2 separate regions of the Homo sapiens genome follow, and region 1 is linked to region 2. The links are chromatin contacts, found by Hi-C or POLR2A ChIA-PET in ENCODE. All regions are on one chromosome and are shown on one strand. Each heading gives the region's core, a stretch centred on a gene start or an enhancer-like site at or near the end of the contact. The rest is flanking DNA. Distances are from core to core; before and after follow the strand shown.

Region 1 (4,047 bases), core at 953-3,452, 530 kb before region 2:
CCCCTGACCCCGAGTGTCCTGCCATCCTTTTAGAGTTAAGCCAGACAGTTAGGCTGCTGCAGGCTTCCACAGGATGTATTGGCCCTTGGCGTGTGATGTCATTGGCCTGTGGTAGATGGGGTCTGTGACAACCAGTCCTGGGGGTTTGTTCTCAGCCTTATTCATGCTCTTCTATCGTGACATCCTTATGAGAACCCTTGGGAGAAATTTTTGATTTTGGTGTCAGAATTTCACCTGAAGGATTGGTTTGCTTTCATCTTTTGAACCCTGAGTTATGTAACTGTTTTCATCTTAGTGATGATTGCTAAAAAGTTTAGTTAGAGACAGATAGATGTATGGGCTGACTCTTGACTAATTTAGACATCTTCCAGGAAAACATTTCTGTCTTGTCATCTGTGGCTCTGCCTGTGGGGTTTCTCCATGTTTCTTTTGTTTGTTTGTTTTTGTTTACTTATTAAATTATTATTATTTTTTGAGACAAAGTCTCTCTCTTGTCCCCCAGGCTGGAGTGCAATGGCGCGATCTCGGCTCACTGCAACCTCCACCTATTGGGTTCAAGTGATTCTCCTGCCTCAGCCTCCCAATAGCTGGGATTACAGGTACGTGCCACCATGCCTGGCTAATTTTTGTATTTTTAGTAGAGACAGAGTTTCACCATGTTGGCCAGGCTGGTCTACGAACTCCTGACCTCAGGTGATCTGCCTGCCTCAGCCTCCCAAAGTGCTGGGATTACAGGGTGAGCCACCGTGCCTGGCCTATTGTTTATAATTTTTAAAAAATTGTTTAATGCCTATCTATCTATATTTACTAGAGATGGGGTCTCACTATGTTGCCCAGGCTGGTCTCGAGTTCCTAGGCTCAATCGATATTCTCCCTCATCCTCCCAGAGCATTGGTATTACAGTTGTTATTCTTTTTATTTTCTAGTCTGTTATGCTGAATTGCATTTATCTTTTAAATAGACTTTAAATATTCTTTGGCAGAAAGTGAGGAATAAATACATATATTACACCTATAAAATCAGTAAAACGAAATGAAAATTATCAAGCCCAATGTTGTAAGGGCCATAGGGAAATAAGCGCGTACACGTGGTTAATGACAGTGTGCACCGAGTTTCTGAGGAGTGTGGCTAGCAATAGACACTTAGTGCTATAACATTGATTCTTTTTTGTTTTTTGTTTTTTTTTGTTTTTTGAGATAGAGTCTCGCTCTGTCACCCAGGCTGGAATGCAGTGGTGCGATCTCGGCACACCGCAAGCTCCACCTCCCAGGTTCACACCATTCTCCTGCCTCAGCCTCCGGAGTAGCTGGGACTACAGGCGCCCGCCACCACGCCTGGCTAATTTTTTGTGTTTTTAGTAGAGACGGGGTTTCACTGTGTTAGCCAGGATGGTCTCGATCTCCTGACCTCATGATCCACCCGCCTCAGCCTCCCAAAGTGCTGGGATTACAGTTGCGAGCCACCGCGCCCGACCTATTTATTCTTATTAAGCGGTTAATACCACTTTTGGAAATGTATCGCAGAGAAGTAACCCAAAAGAAGATAGTCCTTACAAAATTATTTATAGCTGCAGTGCACAACAGTGAAAAGAGGGGAAGCAACCCAAATGCACAGTGGTAGAGAGTCAAATAAGTCAGTTAATATAATGGAATGTTACAAAGCTACCAAAAAGGATTCAGTGGGTTAGATAAATAGAAATGTCCACAAAACATGTAAATTATCAAAACATGCATTAAATCTATTTAAGAATATGTAGATATAGCAAAAAGAATGAGCTGGTCATGGTGAGACTGCTAGGTGGGAAGGGGTCCTGGGAAAAACCCCAACCGGCCTGTACACTGGGGTGGAGCCCCCCGGAAAAACTCCAACCGGCCTGTGCACTGGGGTGGAGCTTCGGGAAGTGGCGCAGTCTTTTGTAGCAGGGAGGAGCCTGGCCCCTCTTCTTTCTGTGTAGAACCTGGGATTCTAGCTGCTGGCAGGAAGCACTGTAGCAGAGACTCTGGCCTTGTGAGAGTCCTTCTTTCCCCCTTTTCTTCCTTTTCACTCAATAAAACCCTGTCTTACTCACCATTCAAACCGTCTGCCAGCCCGGGGCAGACACTCTTCTGTCTCCTGCTTCCAGTCCTGTAAAGATGCCAGGATCTCCCAGGGCATGGCAGGCACCCTCAAAGGTAGACGTGATTGAGGCCCTAATGGGCTGTCTCCAGCCTGCTGACGGGGGTGGCGGCTTCTCCCGGGCTGCCGCTGGCCAACCCACTGCGCTGCAGTCCACCTGGTGCTGGGGCTGTGGTGCTAGGGCTGTGGGGCACAGTCCTTCAGGACCCACTCCCTTTCCTGCCCAGAAGATCCAGGCCTGGCGTCCTTATGTCCCCTGGAAAGCTCACTCCCATCCTCAGGGTAGGAGGGCAGTTGCACGCTGGGCTGGTTTGGGCGTGTCCTGGGACACCCCTGCAGGCCAGATGCAGCAGGGGATGTGGCTCTGAGGGGTTGCTGTGGGCAGGTTAGCGTGGAGCTGGGTTCTGGAAAGGAGTTGCCGTGCTGTCTGCCAGGACCCCTCCTCTGAGACAGGGTTGCCTTGTGGGACAGTGCCCCAAAGTGCCCTGGGCACGAGGGGTCCCTGCGCCCCCCACACACTGACCCCGCATTGGGGGGCCCTGCACCCCACACACTGATCCTGCATCGGGGGGCCCTGGACCATCCTTGATGTTGCCATGCCCCTAGCTCTGGTGGCACTGGGACCCTCCAGGATGGGCTGAGCAGGGGCCCCCTCCACCAGTGCAAACCCCAGCACCAGCGGGAGTGGGCCTAGGCAGGGGGTGCAGGGAGTGACACTCAAGGGGACCTGCCCCAGCCTCCTCTTGTACTCTGGGGGTTCTCGTTTTCCTTGGCTGAGGGAAGTGGCCTCTCCCCGCTGAAACCTGGGGTCAGGCTGAGTGTGGGAGGAAACGGGGGTGGGGAGTGAGCAGGACCCCAGACCTTGGGAATCCTGAGTTGGGGTGGGGGGGCAGGCTCTGCCTACGATGTGCCTGGGGGCCTGGGCTGAACCCCCTCCTGGGGAGCCAGGCTCACAGGTTGTTCTGTGGGACTCAACAGGGGACAGCGTCCTGGCCAGGGTGAGGAAGGCCATCACACCGGGGTCTGCGGGAGGCATATGCAGGCTAAGCTCTCACCTGCCTGGCCCCCCCCACCCCGCAATCTGCTGCAGCCATTCTCTCTGCCTTGGCCGGGACCCGAAGTCCGACCACCATTCCTGGGGCTCCCCTGCCAGGCGGGCACCCCCTGCTTAGAGGCCATCCCCACCCCCTCCATCTGCCCCTGTCCTAGTGACAGCCACCTGTCCTGGTGCCCTGGTTGAGGGGAGGAAGCTGTCCTTGCACCCCTGGTCTCGGGCGCAGCCTCAGCGCCGCATCAGAGCTGCCCGGCCCCCCTCTACTGGCCATTGTCGGAAGTGCAGCCCGGCGTGAGCATTGCCTTTCCCTGGAGATGGGACCCAGAGCAGCACCGCTGGAAACAGGGAGTCCCCCACTGTTCCTGACAGCGGCAGTAGCAATTGCGGACCATGCAGACTCAAGAGAGCCCCAGCCCATGTCAGCACCAGGAGCCAAAACCGAGTCAAGGGCTCGGTGCGGGGACCAGCTGGGGGCGGACCTGGGAAGCCTGGATGGCAAGTGGGGCAGGAAGGCGCCCACTCCGGGACTGCCTGGGCTGCAGGGGGTCTCCAGCCAGAGACGTTGGGTGAGACAGGGCGTCCGCCCTCGAAGGGCTGAGTGACAGAACTGCCCTGGGGTTCCGCCCAGCCCAAACGGGCTAGATGAAGGTGGAGTCCAGAGGCCTCCCCGTCCTGCTGGCTGAGGGCCTGGGCCTCAAACAGCTGCTTCATTATGAGCGCCGACTTCTGCTCCAGCTGCATGACGCGCCCACTCTTCTCGGTCACCTCCTGGGTGAGGCGTCGGTTCTGCTCCTTCAGCATAAGGATAGTCTGCTGCTGCCACCCCGGGAAGGAGGTGAACGTCAGGGCAGGGCAGAGGGGCCCGGAGGAGGACGTAG
Region 2 (3,983 bases), core at 1,068-3,567:
GCTGCAAAAACAGTACCACAAATACCTGTATTATACTCATTACCTGAAGTCACCACTTGTTAACATTTTGATTTGGGTATTTGCTACCCTTCCCCCTTCCCCCTTCCCTTCTTTTTTTTTTTTTTTTTTTTTTTGAGAGGGAGTCTCACACTGTCGCCTGGGCTGGAGTGCAGTGTTGCCATCTTGGCTCACTGCAACCTCCACCTCCCAGGTTCAAGTGATTCTCCTGCCTCAGCCTCCTGCGTAGCTGAGATTACGGGCGCCTGCCACCACACCCAGCTAATTTTGTGTATTTTTAGTAGATACAGAGTTTCACTATGTTGGCCAGGTTGGCTTTCTTTCTTTCTTTTTTTTTTTTTTTAATTAGAGACACTTGAGCCCAGGCTGGATCTAAACTCCGGGCTGAAGCGATCCTCCTTTCTCAGCCTTCGGAATAGCTGGGATGACAGGTGTGAGCCACCGTGCCTGGAATTCCCTTATTTCTTTTGCACAGGCATGAGCTTTCTCTCCATACACAGGTGCACACACTTACTTTACTGAACCATTAGAGAGTTGTAGACAGCAGATCATTTCACCCCTTCTTGGAAAAGGGCATTCTATGTAGCTACAGTCGCCTTATCACACTCAGGAAACTTAGCGCTGATATATCTACTATTATTAAGATACAATGTAGGCCAGGTGCGGTGGCTCATGCCTGTAATCCCAGCACTTTGGGAGCTGAGACGGGCGGATCACTTGAGGTCAGGAGTTGGAGAGCAGTCTGGCCAACGTGATGAAACCCCATCTCTACTGAAAATACAAAAATTAGCCAGGTGTGGTGGTGCATTCCTGTAGTCCCAGCTACTTGGGAGGCTGAGGTGGGAGAATTGGTTCAACCTGGGAGGCGGAGGTTGCAGTGAGCCGAGATCGTGCCATTGCACTCCAGCCTGGGCAACAGAGCCAGACTTTGTCTCAAAAAAAAAAAAAAAAAAAAAGATGCAATGTAAACTCACATTCCTTCAGTTGTCCTAATAGTGTTCTTTTTCCTCCCAATTCAGGATCCAGTGAAGAACTACACATTGCATTTAGTTGTCATGTTTCTTTAATTTCCTTTCCTCTGGAAGTTTACTTAGCTTCTTTTTGTGACATTGGCACTGTGACAAATGACATTGATATTTGAAGAGTCTAAATCTAACCCAGTTGTTTTGAAGACTGTTCCTCAATTTGGAATTCTCTGATTATATCCTCATGGATAGATTTGAATTAAACATCTTGGGGCTGGATTGCTCTGAGGGATGTCTTTCTCATGCATCACATCATTATTGGTGCTGTGAAATTGGATAACTTGATTAAGTTGATGTCTGTCTGGTTTCACCATATCCTGTTGCCAACAACCTGTCATTTAGTGTGGTTACAGTAACTTCTCAAGGGTAAAAACTGCCTTAAAAAAAAATTCCACAACACATACAGCCCGTTTAGGACTTCATAAAAAGGTAGATAAGGTACCTCTTGACCTTTTGTTAAATAAAGAAGGGCCTAGCATACATTGGCATTTTGTCAGAGTATTTAGCTGGGTTAAAAACAATTATCTTGCTGATAAAAGAAAATCAATGAATAAATCAGTTTCTGTCAGCCAGAGTCTGCAAAATGCAGTACCTGTGTAAACATCGATTGTTCTCTTGATCCCAAAACACAGATTCATTAAAACTTATGTGAAAGAGAGTTTTCCTCCTTTATATTTGTTCTAGAAGAGGCAAAGAATGTTCTTTGGATTCTTACATTACAGTATTGACTTTTTCAGTGGCATAGTAACTTGGAATGGCCAAGGACAAATTTTCGCAGAGCGTGCAATATTCTGAATGACAGAGAAGGGGCAATGATTTGGAAATGAAATTGTAACGGTGCACCTGGGATGGATCCGTTGGTCCTGAAGAGAAACAATATTCATATTTTTTCTCCAGTTAACTATTCCAGGAAGGGATGTCTTAACGCCTCATATTTTGGAGAGCACAGGGAGTTATAACTCAATTTCAAGCAAAGATAGGAGGAAGCCAGTGGGCTGATTTCCTGATTAAGCAGGCAAAGATGACATGTGGTTTGATTTGTCATTTTCAATTTTAAATGAGCTCTGTCACATGCACTAATTATGCATTGTCTTTCCTGTGTTAGATTCCTTTCAAATATGATACTCTTTGTGACTTCAGTGTGTTTGTGGTCATTTGGGCAAAGCAGCACTTTTGTGAAATCGTAGCTTGAATCACTGGTAGCATTTGGTAAGCTTCACAGAGCTGATTTGATTACAGTGCTGACATCACTGTGCTGATGACCTAAGGCCTAGGTTGAGCCCTGTGTGAACCACTGTTGGTTTTGCTTTATTTATTGACTGGGAAATCAACTATCTGTTTGGCCCATGCTTTTGAAATCTTGGGTCATCATTTGCATCATCTCACTGCACTCCTGGTTTAAGACATACAGGGGTCTCTGTTGCACAATATGTCAAGCACAGACCCCTCTACCTGATTTTTCAGGATTCTGCATTACCAGTTTCCATTCATCCAGTCCAGTCTCATTTCCCACAACTCCATAGTTGCCTTCCACTTTATTTAGACTTCTTACTGTGTGACCTTGAGCAAGTTATTTAATTTCTGAACCTTGGCTTCCTGTCTATAGAGTAGGAATCATACGAATAGCTTCTACATCATAGGGTTTTTAATGACAATTAACTGAGATAATATCTTTTAAAAATAATAACCTTCCATTATGGAGATGTTAATACAAGTACCAAGAACTGTGCTAAACTTTTAAAATTTGTTGTCTCACTTCATCATAACAGTTTGATGAGGTAGGAGGAGCTGGTGGTAGTGGTAGTTGCACAGGTAGTAGTAATGATAACGTTGGTGCTTATTGAGCACTTAATATGTTCCGGGTATTTTACATGTTTCCAGTGAACCCTGTGAACAGTCTTACAAGGTTGATACTATAATTGCCATTTGATAGATAGGAAATTTAAGCATAATGAGATTAAGTAACTTGCCCAGATTCACATAGCCAAAGAATGCAAGAGCTGGATTGAAATCCAGGCCACACTTTTAGATACTAGTTTCATCCCATTTTTAGTTTAGAAGGAAAACTTAGGGAGTAATTAACTAAAACTCTCACAGCATATAAATGGCAGAGCTAGAATGTGAACCCAAATCTGATTTCAAAACTATATTCTTTGTCATACTCCACTGCCTGCAGACTGCTGAAAACAATGCTTTCTGATATGCTATTGTAGAGTGGATCGATTGTGATTTAATATACATCACATTGTTGTTTCTTCACTCAGGAAAGATGGCATATTGCCTGGATTAACTGTTACACAGGGAACCAGGCTTTTGGCCACTGCTTGCCACCCTGACTGTACCTGTTGAGTTGACGTAGGTGGTGAACACCCTGGGAGCATGGTGGATATTTGGCAGGATACTTGCCCATGGCTGGAATTCCCAGTGGTGACATTGGTGTTAAGTGGGCCATTTCTGTTGATTCAGCAGGAGGACGTGGCTGCCCAAGATGTCAATAGCTGATGGGAGGCAGATAATAATGGGGAGAGGACATGGCTGTTGGATGGGACAGCACTTTGTTCCCAAGTCTGCTCTGAAATTGCCCACAGCTAGCTAAACCATGTTGGACTTAAGACATTTCTCAGTTTCAGTTTTAGGTGGTAGTCCCCAAATTCTAAAAGCGGACTACTACATCTTGACAGGAATTCTTTTTTTTTTTTTTTTTTTTTGAGACAGAGTCTCTCTGTGTTGCCCAGGCTGGAGTGCAGTGTCGCGATCTCGGCTCACTGCAAGCTCTGCCTCCCCGGTTCATGCCATTCTCCTGCCTCAGCCTCCCGAGTAGCTGGGACTACAGGCACCTGCCACCACGCCCGGCTGATTTTTTTTTGTATTTTATTGATTGATTGATTGATTGATTGTAGAAACGGGGTTTCACCATGATAGCCAGGATGGTCTTGATTT

The links. Hi-C counts contacts between places; a loop is a spot of excess contacts on that map. ChIA-PET counts read pairs that join two places held with the same protein, here RNA polymerase II (POLR2A). Pooled maps may share reads with other maps.
Region 1: a pooled map shows a loop between it and region 2 (12-fold over the local background). The contact joins two enhancer-like sites. A Hi-C loop is called at or near these places in 1 of 37 single-sample maps with no recorded cell type and 14 of 50 pooled maps. POLR2A ChIA-PET finds 5 or more read pairs at or near these places in 3 of 52 experiments (A673, B cell and HepG2).

What each region holds. Positions count from the first base shown.
Region 1 is chr7:66,557,131-66,561,177 of GRCh38, reverse strand. It overlaps the pseudogene RABGEF1P1 and the pseudogene SAPCD2P3. Among named protein-coding and RNA genes, the nearest start is that of LINC03011, 66 kb to the right of the region's middle. RefSeq lists silencers at 1,772-2,004, 3,342-3,451 and enhancers at 2,031-2,846, 2,847-3,662. Within about 2 kb of position 2,202, at least 2 of the 41 ENCODE cell types and tissues checked have a DNase peak (open chromatin) inside an H3K27ac peak, as active enhancers do.
Region 2 is chr7:66,032,010-66,035,992 of GRCh38, reverse strand. All of the region lies in intron 2 of LOC105375336 (a long non-coding RNA gene), which reads left to right. Among named protein-coding and RNA genes, the nearest start is that of ASL, 42 kb to the left of the region's middle. Within about 2 kb of position 2,317, at least 3 of the 41 ENCODE cell types and tissues checked have a DNase peak (open chromatin) inside an H3K27ac peak, as active enhancers do.